Regions from separate parts of the Mus musculus genome. Here region 1 is linked to region 2. The links are chromatin loops, found by intact Hi-C in ENCODE. Cell type or tissue: left cerebral cortex. All regions are shown on one strand. Each heading gives the region's core, and the rest is flanking DNA. Links, peaks and the distances in the headings are about the cores only.

Region 1 (5,391 bases), core at 172-5,171, 180 kb before region 2:
TTTTTTAAAGATTTATTTATTTATTATATGTAAGTGCATTGTAGCTGTTTTCAGACATACCAGAAGAGAGCATCAGTTCTTGTTACAGATGGTTGTGAGTCATCGTGTGTTTGCTGGGATTTGAACTCAGGACCTCCGAAGAGCAGTCAGTGCTCTTAACTGCTGAGCCAATTCTGCAGCGCTCGCTATGGCCCAGCTTGCTCCACCCTGCTCATTGTAGCAGTCTTCAGACACCCCAGAAGAGGAGACAGATCTCATTATAGGTGGTTGTGAGCCACTATGTGGTTGTTGGGCTTTGAACTCAGGACTCCTGGAAGAGCAGTCAGTGCTCTTAACTGCTGAGTCATCTCTCTAGCCCTCCCGCCCCCGGTTTGTTTGTTTGTTTGTTTGTTTGTTTCTAATAGCACCACACCTGCACTTCCTGTTCTCACTGTGGGAGTGCAGAGTGAGAGGGAAGTAAGGAAAACTCTTAACTGAGGAATTGAATTTCTAGCTTCAAACATTATTGAAAATAAATGTTTGCTGTTCGAGCAACAGAAAATGGAGTCATATGAGTACCAGACATCTGATGGTGCGCTAACTTTATCTGGAATTATGTTTCAGAAACTGCGGTGTGGAAATAAGGAGGCTGCTGGAAGGAGGGAGGGCCAGCTCAGGGCCAACATGATGTGACAGATATGTCCAAGGGATGGGTTTCAGTGGACCACTTGACTTTAATGCATCTTGCAAACCACACATATTAAAAAGCTACCGTCCTAGTTTGTCTTTAGAAGGCAGAGGACATATCAATTTACATCTTAAAAAGGCCAAAAATGATCCTTTGGTGTCCAAGTTGTTCTGGGAACTATTTTTCTTGTCTCCTTCAACTTGGTGAAACTATCACTTTCCGATGAATAGTCCAGGGGTTTTCAGAGTTAGGTGTGTTCGACAATCATGAATACACACCTGTGTGAGCTCATGGAGTATCAGGAAGACTGATTAAAATTTAGATGCTGGTAATTTCCCTTGGATAATGAATGAGAGTTTCCAGTAGTGGTGCCCAAGTACACAAGTCGAGAGCTTCTCCAAGTATTTCTGACACATACCAAAGAACACACATGGATTAGTGCTCTTCCCAGAAACACAGATGGTCAAGTTGACTACCTGGGAAGATTTGTTGTACGTGATGCGTGGAATGGTTTGAGAAATGCCCTCCAGAGGCTCATATATTTAAATACTTGGTCTCCAGTAGGTAGCAATGCTTAGGGAGGTTCTGGAACCTTTAGGAGGTGTGGCCTTTGCTGGAGGAAGCATGAAATTGGGACCAGGCTCTCAGAGTTTATAGCTTCACCCTGTTTCCAGTTCTTATTCTGTTTCCTATGTGTGGGTGAAAAATGTGATCAGACAGCATCCTGCTCCTCGCTCCTGCTAGCCTGCCCTCACTTCAGTTATGGAATCCCACTCTGAAATTCTATGTACAAAACAAACTTTCTTCTATAACTTGGTTTTGATTATGATGCTTTTATCCCATCAACGGAAAAGTCAATAGCATACATATCTTTTAAAAGAGTGAACACATTTGATTTAAGTAAAAGGAGATGCTATTTTGGGAAAGAGGCCTTGGGAGGGCCTGACCCGAATGCTCAGACTGTTCTGACCCTGTGCACTTGTGTACTGCATTTCCCAGTACTTGTCTTCTTTGGCTTGGACAGAAAAAAAAAAATGGTATCCCACAGTCTCAGGCAAGTTACTTTACAAAGGAATGCAGTGACGATAGATATTTTATGATGAAAAATAATTTCCCGTTCTCCAATGACTTTGCCTTATAACTCTAGATGTTCACTAATATGATTATGTATAGTATATACTCATTTAAATATTTTGCATACAAAGGAAGAAACCATTTTCCCTAAACTCTGACTGCCTCCCCCTCTGTTTTTCCAAAGGAATATCAAAGTCAGAATAGAGTGAAGGAACTTGTTAAATTCTCATCCCTAATTACCTAGTCTACAAAATGCTGGCTTTGATTTAGCCCTTTTGATTTGTTACCCCTTATGTTTCAGAGAACTCTTAGAGGGGTGTGAATGAGGCAGGGCGAAGATGAGGTTTAGTTTCTACTGCTTCACTACTAGATGTCCTCCAGTCTGGTTTAGTCAAGGAACGTAGCACAGACACCCCCCCCCCCCCCCCAGGACTCAGACCTCCTCATAGTTCTTAGGGGACTTTATCCTGAGAATTAGAGTAAGTGGCTTAAGAAATCAGTTCAGTAGAGTAAACATACAACGTTCGGATTCTACAAAAGAATTATTCTGTCATAAGACAAGTACATACTCTTTGAAGAGAGTATGGAGACAGGAACATACAGGAAAAGTAAGGGAGAAAGGGCTGAGGATTTCAAATCCAGCCTTACTCGCCTTGCATAAATCACTTCCAGTCTGATCATTCCTCTTATCTATTGAATAAGAAGAGAATAGTCTCTCTCCCATGCGGCAAAGGTTTGCTCAGGTTCTTTCTGGAAAAGCACTGCACAGTAGCTGGTAGCGTGAGTCATCCCAGACAATTATGTCATTGCTGGTGGCAGAATGTGGGAACTGCTTGCTAGCCTTTCCAGGCAAGCAGACTTGACCCTCCACCTCTTCTGGTCTTCCGTAGGATTGTTTTTATTAGTCCTCCTAACGCTAAGCTTACATAATGTTTTGAAGGAACTTGTTGCTTAAGGATATCTTAAATTAATAATATTATTACCAAGAACCAGATTTCATTTCTGCCTATTTTCATAGTGCGTTTACTGGAGCGTTTTTCTTAGTTTGTTGAAATCATTTCTTCTTGTTTCTCTCCTTTTTTCCCCTAAGCTCTTAAAACCAATCAACGTTCACAGGAAACCTGTGTAGCAATGCTTCTTTTTATCACGTTGTTTCTTTTCTGGAATACCCAGGAAAGATGTTATATACAAAACAGTAGCCTTTATGTGGATGCCTTTTTTTTTTTTCTCTAAAAGTCTAGAAACACTTCACATTTGAAGAAGAACGCCTTGCTCTCCTTTTTGAATCTGAGCGAAATCCAAATCTATGGTAATAGGACATTATTAGCTCTTGAGAAAAGTAAACTCTACTTTCAGAGGGGGAGGCAGTGTCTGGCAGGCAGGCAGGCACTTCCTCTTCCTTCCCTTCAGCAGGCATCCCAGGGGACCAGGAGGGCGGGGCGCCCAGGGACCCAAGGGGCGGGGCCGCAGCTTCACCCTTGTTCAGTCTCCCGCAGAGCGAAGCTGTGTTTCCTTCCTCTCCCCTCTCCCATCCCTGCATTGTTCCAGCTGCCAAGCCTTCAGCATTTTCACCCAGTAAGAGGAAGGGAAGGGCAGAATGGCTTTGAAAGAATAACATTTCTTTTTATGCACTTAAATAGAACACCCGACACAAGACATCCCGTGTTCCCTTTCAAGGACGAAAGGCTGCTTGTAGTGACAAGAGAACCATAAAAACCCAGGATTTGCTATTTGGTAGGTGGTGGTGTGGTCACATTCTGCTGATGGTGAACATTACTCGGCCATTTTAAAGGACAGCCTGCTGTCTTCTCCCACACACTGCCGTCCCCCTGTGGGCAGCCACACCTGTCTTTCTGCTGTATTTATGTTTATTATTTTTCACACCGATTCTGAAGTCCATGCTCACTGTCCATGAGTGTGAGTATCTTTGTGTTTTCCTCTCTGTGGAAGACTTGCTCAAAACTCAGAGCCCAGCAGAGGGGCAGCACTCAAGAAGTATTTGTAGCATAAAAAAGATCTGGTTTGCCATTCAGTGCTCTCCTACATACTCAGAGGAAAGTAACTGTTAAAATAAGGTATCAAGAGTTGGGAAGATGGCTTAGTCAGGAAAGTGTATGCTCCACAACCATGAGATAATCTACATAAAACACACACACACACCATATAATTTGAGCCCAGAGACCCATTGTTTTGATTCAGGACCATCTTTCATGTTTTAAATTGAATGAAAATAAGTTCTTAATTTTCTTACATTGCATCTTTTGTAACCTGGAGAATTCAAACAATGCCGTCTAATCTGTGAATACAGTGGGAGAATATAAAGGAATGGCAGAGTAGCTGGTCAGTCAGTGGTGGCTGTCATTATAATTAACCACTTTCAGCAGCAGTAGCTTGGGGTGGCAAACCAAAGCTGGTGGGCTGAGTCTAGGTTGTGCCATGTTCTTATATGGATACGGGCGTTTTCCTGAACCCAGTTCAGAAGCCAGGAGTTGAAAGAGGCAGGGAGACTTGCGAAGCCTGGAACTAGCTCCTCTCTTCTTTAGCCTAGGTCCATCCAAGAATGGTCCATGGACCAGGTGGCTTCCCCAAGATGCTTATCTCTGGTCTGTGACAGGGAAGCTACAGAAAATAAGATTAAACATTCGAAAACATCTGTAAATATCAGCCACTGAAAGCCAACTTCATTATTTGCCTCATGAAAAAAAGAAAAACAACAACCAAAGACTAAAACAAGAAACCTTGTCATTCCCCCACTGAAATGGAATCTAATATGTTGTCATGGGATTTTGCTGTCCCAGTGACTTAGTAAGACATGTTCACGTGCTTGCAGATGGAAACATCTGGAAACCTATCAGGTGTGAATGACAAAACATGTCGCAAGATTGCAAGTGACCTGGGAAGGCTGATGAACAGGCACATTAATAACGTCATGCTAATGGATTTTCTATGCAGATAATGGGCCAGCCACAGTTCACTCATCAGCTAATACAGTTGTAATGTGTTGTTTCCTATCTGAGCGAGAAGGCAGTCACATTCGGATATTACAGATGCCTCCGACACACACACACACACACACACACACACACACACACACACACATACACACACACACATACACACACACACACACAAACACACACAAACACACACACACACACACACACACAAACACACACACACACACACACACACACACACACACGAATACTCATTCCCCTTTGAGGTAAATGTATTCTAAACTGATAAGTTATCACCTTCCCCAACTTTCCTGGAAATCCAAGCAAATAACATTTCTATGATGGTCCTCATGCTTTTGTTGAATGTGCATATTAAAAACAAAGGAAAGAAAAAAAAAAGGCAGACAGACTTTTTCCTTTCCTCTTTTAGAATCTGTTCCAAGGAGTCAAGCCTGCCAGAGAAAACAGACAAACTCTAAAGCACAACAATGCCTATTATGTGTGGGGTGGGCACTGCCAGACTCTGATTACTGTCCAGACATTAACCCCTGGAGTGTCTTAGGAAAGAAAGACCAAGTCGGAATCCAGACATTTCCAGAATTCTACAGACATTTGTGGTGTGAGAACCTGTGTTTTTATAGTAAGTACTGACAGAGGGACAGGCAAGTGAAAGACCCCACTGCTCCTGCCCTG
Region 2 (5,391 bases), core at 218-5,217:
GAACTTAAATGAGATAAAAAAATCAATATTTCTGACCTCTGAACTTACCTTATATTTACAATTGATATTCATTTTAAGATTTTGATCTTCATGCATTCTCAGTGATGTTAATTATAGCATCATTACACCAGTGTATAATATAAAAATGCTTATGGTTATTTAGAACACTGCATATAATGCTCATGACTGTACTTGAATTCTGCTCTCCCTTGAAATTTCCATTCTTCTTTCTTACAATATATTTTTTCTCTAGTTCTTAAAATTCAAATTAAATTAAAAAATTCAGAGCATGGTTGGGCATGCCTCTCATCCTAGAACTCTTGGTTTGTAAGGCATTAGATTTGCCAGTTTTTAAATATTTTTTATTAGATATTTTCTTCATTTACATTTCAAATGCTATCCCAAAAGTTCCCCATACCTCCCTCTGCCCTGCTCCCCTACCCACTCACTCCCACTTCTTGGCCCTGGTGTTCCCCTGTACTGGGGCATATAAAGTTTGCAAGACCAAGGGGCCTTTCTTCTCAATGATGGCCGACTAGGCCATCTTCTGCTACATATGCAGCTAAAGACACGAGCTCTAGGACTACTGGTTAGTTCATATTGTTGTTCCACCTATAGGGTTGCAGACCCCTTCAGCTCCTTGGGTACTTTCTCTTGCTCCTCCACTGGGGGCCCCATGTTGCATCCTATAGATGACTGTGAACATCCACTTCTATATTTGCCAGGCACTGGCATAGCCTCACACGAGACAGCTATATCAGGGTCTTTTAAGACCAGCATTGGCTACATAGCAAATTCAAAGAAGCATAAGAATATAGAGACCCTATCTCAAAAAACAAAAGCAAAAACCATTTTCACATCCTAAATTTATTTTTATCTGATACACAATGTATTAGTCAGGATTCTATAAAGTATAGAATGAATCTATCATTTATCTATCTCTATCTATCTATCTATCTATCTATCTATCTATCTATCTATCTATCTATGAGATTTATTAAAATGGCTTACAGGATGTGGTCCAGCTAATCCAAAAATTTCTTGCTGTGAACAGAAAGTCAAAAAATCCAGTAATTGCCCAGTCCACAAGCTTGGGTATCTCAGGTGGTCTTCGGTATCCACTGGAATCCTAAAGAAGTAGGGACTAGTGCCAGTGAAGGAATGGATATACTAGCAAGGCGAGAGCAAGCAGGCAAAGAGAAAAAGCTTCCTTCTTTCATGTACATATGTAGGCTTTCATCAGAAGTCATGAGCCAAATTAGAGGTGGGTTTTCCCAGCTCAAAAGATCTGGATTAAAGATGTGACTTCCTATCTCAAAGATCCAGATTAAAAGTAGATCTTCCTACCTCAATTTAAGCAAAAATTCCCTTACTGGTATGCACCTCCATGTTAGGGTTTTAGGTAATTCCAGGTGTAATCAAACAAAGAATAGCTATCACATAGAGTAAGATGGCATCTGAGCTTATTTCAGGGAGATATGCATAGGTGGGAAAGCTGTGGCAAGAGGACGCACTGAGCACAAGGATTAAAGCCATTCACGTAAAACGGAATGACCTTGTCTTAAAAAAATGCAAAAATAAAATTATATACATGAATGAGGCTTCCATGTCTTATTTTGATAGAGATGCACTATGCAAGGTACAAATGAGGTTAGACATGATTATCTCATCAAACTTTATCACTTATGATGAAAACATTCAAAGTCTCCCTTTTCTAGCCTTTGGAGGCACACAATATATATATATATATATATATATATATATATATATATATATATATATATATATATTTAAAATAACCACAAACATTATCATGTTTTACCCACAAATTGTTTCAACATATCTGTAAAGGTATACTTTAAAAAGTATAATGTTTTTTATCTCCTATAATGAGAAATAACTTTCTTAAAATCACAGATATCCAGTTGCTGTTGAAGGGAAATGGCAATTTAAATTCAGTTAGTGAATGAAATTGTAACAAATCTCAGTTTGGCATTACACTGTTTTACCCACCGAAGGAAGGTCACCAGCTATAGAAATCTTGTTCACACGAAGAAGATTCTGGTTTTTGGAAGGCAGCATCTTTCACACTTTAAAATTCACACACTTGCCTTCTGGACAAAACCAGGCAGATATTCAGACAGGAGTGTATTCTGGGCTTTTCCATTCTCAGGGAAGCCCTCTGGTGGCCAGATGGACTTCGCATGGTTTCAGTGGTTATGTGTATAGTGTGCATGTGTAGGTGCGTGTGTGTATGTGTGTGTGTGTGTGTGTGTGTGTGTGTGTGTGTGTGTGTTATAAGAGGAGAGAGGAAACAGGAAACACTTTGAGGATGTTGGAAGTGAATGCTAATGTTGTTCTTTCCCCAAAGACAGAAGCATTGTTTGGTTCACATATAGTTGTTAAATCTGTGATATTAGTTAGGTATAAGCAAAGGCAGAGATGTTGACTGAATGAAGGCCAGCACAGAAGTCCATGGCTTGAAAGCTTAGAATTCAATCTGCTAGCTTATGAAGTAAGAAATCATAATAAACAAATTGTCTGTCCCTTATAATGTTTCTTTCTGATTGTTACTGTTCTGCAAATGGAAGTTTTCCCACCACCTGCTCCCCAAGGCAAATGTGATATAGCTATTCCAGTTAAGGTAGTCTGAACTTGAAATTGTTGAATAGAAATGTAAACATTCTCTTATCTTTAAATGAAATACTTGCATCGCATTAAACATTAATGTTATAGGTATTTATTCAAACATATTTAAAGAGAGCTTAGAATAGGCAACCCATTCTACTGAAGTTAGAATGAGGGGAGAATTGAAAAAATATGTAATTTCTCTTTAAAAATAGTCATTACTGTGTGAATGGCGAGAATAGCAAAATGTGACCAAATTTGACAAAAGTTTAAAAATTTTAAAAGCCATGCCTTAAAAATAATTCATAAGAAGATATTAAGATACAGAAAAATATACACAATAAATACATCACATATACACATGCACACACACACACAAGCACACACATACAAAATTATCTGCAGTTGGTATTCTTACCTAGTGTGTAAGTATATAAATTATAGTGAGTGAGATGGGTGATTATGTGTACTGCCTCACTCTTTCTTGATGGTACTGGGAAAGAATTGCTATTAACATCTTCATTTGGTGTCTGAGTAAATAAAGTCACCAGAAACCTGTACCTTGCTCAAAGGCAAACAGTTAATTCTTCATCCGAAATGGAAAGGACTGCATGCTTTAAAACAGACTACTCAGTTAGATTTGATGTTTACACAATAAAATAGTATTGGTAATTTATTGTGATTAGTAATTGGTTTTAAATTTTACATTGAGTACTTTTAAAAAGTACTTGGAGGAATGAAGATATTTCTGGTGCCCTGCAATTTTAATAGCCTAGGACTTAAGAAGGTGAAAAGTCTTCACATGGTTGGGATTGAATACTGATTGTTTTTCTTTCTCCAGAGACAGAGGTATTGTTTGGTACATTTAAAGTTGTTATATTAATGATAGTTTCTGCTATAGTGAAGGCAGAGATGTTGACTAAATGCAGCCCAATACATTTTAGTACATCATAGAAGGGAAGTCATGCTGTATTTGTTTTTTGTTAATTTCTCTTAACATGATTTTCTCAAGTTCCAGCAGTGTTAAATATTTTAAATGCTTCTTCTTTAAGGATGAAAAGTGTGTGTGTGTGTGTGTGTGTGTGTGTGTGTGTGTGTGTGTGTAACATATTTAGTTTTATTTATTCATCCTTGAGTGTATACTTATGTTTTCTCTGCCTGTTGGATTTTGTGAATACTTTATGATGAACAGGGGAAACAAGTTTCTGTTGGAGATGTTATTTTAAGTTCAGATGGGTCATACCCAGAAGTGAAATATCTGGGTCACATGTTAATTTTGCTTGCAGGCTGCCCACACTATTTTGCCTGGCATCTATATCACATCACGTACTCACTGACAAAATTCTTTTATACCTTCACCAATACTTTTTGTTGCCTTTAAAAAAGATTGTTACTTCATCGTCTAAGATGATAAAGAGTTATATTACTGTATGTTTTTACTTGTATTTCTATGATCCTGAGCTAATTTGTATATAGCTGTTGATCATTTGCATGTCCAATTGGGAGAGAGGATTATTTTGCACTCTGAAACAAATGTCACTGTTTTCCATAGAGAAAAAAAAAGGTATAATTTAATTTGTCACAGTGATCATACATGAAGCATTCATTGTTAAGATACAATGTGGCTACAGGATATACATCTACTATTACTGAAGACTAGTTTGCATTGACAAGACAATCATGTGTATGTAAAGTCCACTATATGAACTATGAAAATGATGAAACTTCCCCCAGCATGGTGCAGTGAGAAAGGGAATACTGTTGCTTAATCATAGATGAATCTGATTGATTGAGGATTGTGAGAGGAATCACCTGAGACTCGGGAAAGTACAGTTCTCAAGATCAGTAGCAGGTTGATCAGCATTTGAAATGGATTAAAAAATATCTATCATCTTTCTGACTATAACATTTATATTCTCAGCTTTGGGGATTGAGAAAGCTTAGAGAAACTTGGCTTTGGAGCTGCACTTTAAGAATGGATTAGAGTTAGGTAGAAAATAGTCTCTGTTATATCTCATTGATTTATCTGCTGCCTGTGCGATGTGTTGGGAGTAGCTTGATGCAACTCATGGTAACCTGGGACTCAAAGAGGAAAGAAGGGAGGCAAGTCCCTGAAAGATACAAAGAGCTAATAGCTCCATTGACCCCAGGGTCAGTCACAGTAGCCTACTTCTTTTAGAGGCAGGTTTCCAATTAATCAGTTAGGTATAATGCTTTCCCCAATTGTCCTGACCCATTTCCATTTCCCAGGTTCCTTAGACCTCCACTTTCATCCAGAGTCATTGGCCTAGAGTGTGCTTCTTGTAACCACTGAATTTTTCCCCTACAAGTCTGTGTCCTAATTGTCAAAAAGCAAAAAAGCAAACAATAATGTATTGGTTCCCTTTCATAGGATAAAAACTCTTACAAAGGACAAATAAATTTTCCATGAGCACTGGAATTTTTTGTTGTTGTTGTTGTTGTTGTTGTTGTTTGTTTGTTTGTTTGTTTTTCTCTGTGTAGCCCTGGCTGTCCTAGAACTCACTCTGTAGACCAGGCTGGCCTTGAACTAAGAAATCTGCCTGCCTCTGCCTCCCAAATGCTGGGATTAAAGGCATCACTCCCAGGCTAAAATTTACATTCTTTATTCTGACACTTATAAGATCTTCAAGATTTTATTTTTATTTTTTTACTTTTCAATAACTATGAAAGAATTTAGAGCAATCAAAACCAGCTTCATAATTTTCAAGGCTTCACGAACAAATAAATAAAAAGCCTCTTTTT

The links. A loop is a pair of places that touch in the nucleus more often than their neighbours do. Peaks named below come from ENCODE experiments on the same cell type or tissue, not always from the same donor. Only the 100,000 strongest peaks of a DNase experiment are listed, where the experiment ranks them.
Region 1: it touches region 2 in a loop (2.2-fold over the local background); 3 of 42 quality-filtered maps call a loop at or near these places.

The regions. Positions count from the first base shown.
Region 1 is chr10:96,748,541-96,753,931 of GRCm38, forward strand. No RefSeq gene overlaps it. Among named protein-coding and RNA genes, the nearest start is that of Gm33897, 35 kb to the left of the region's middle. In left cerebral cortex, for the core only: no CTCF peak of the experiment used is centred there; DNase peaks (open chromatin) are centred at 2,531 and 3,226.
Region 2 is chr10:96,932,652-96,938,042 of GRCm38, forward strand. No RefSeq gene overlaps it. Among named protein-coding and RNA genes, the nearest start is that of Gm33981, 23 kb to the right of the region's middle. In left cerebral cortex, for the core only: a CTCF peak has its summit at 2,163 (motif pointing left); a DNase peak (open chromatin) is centred at 2,166.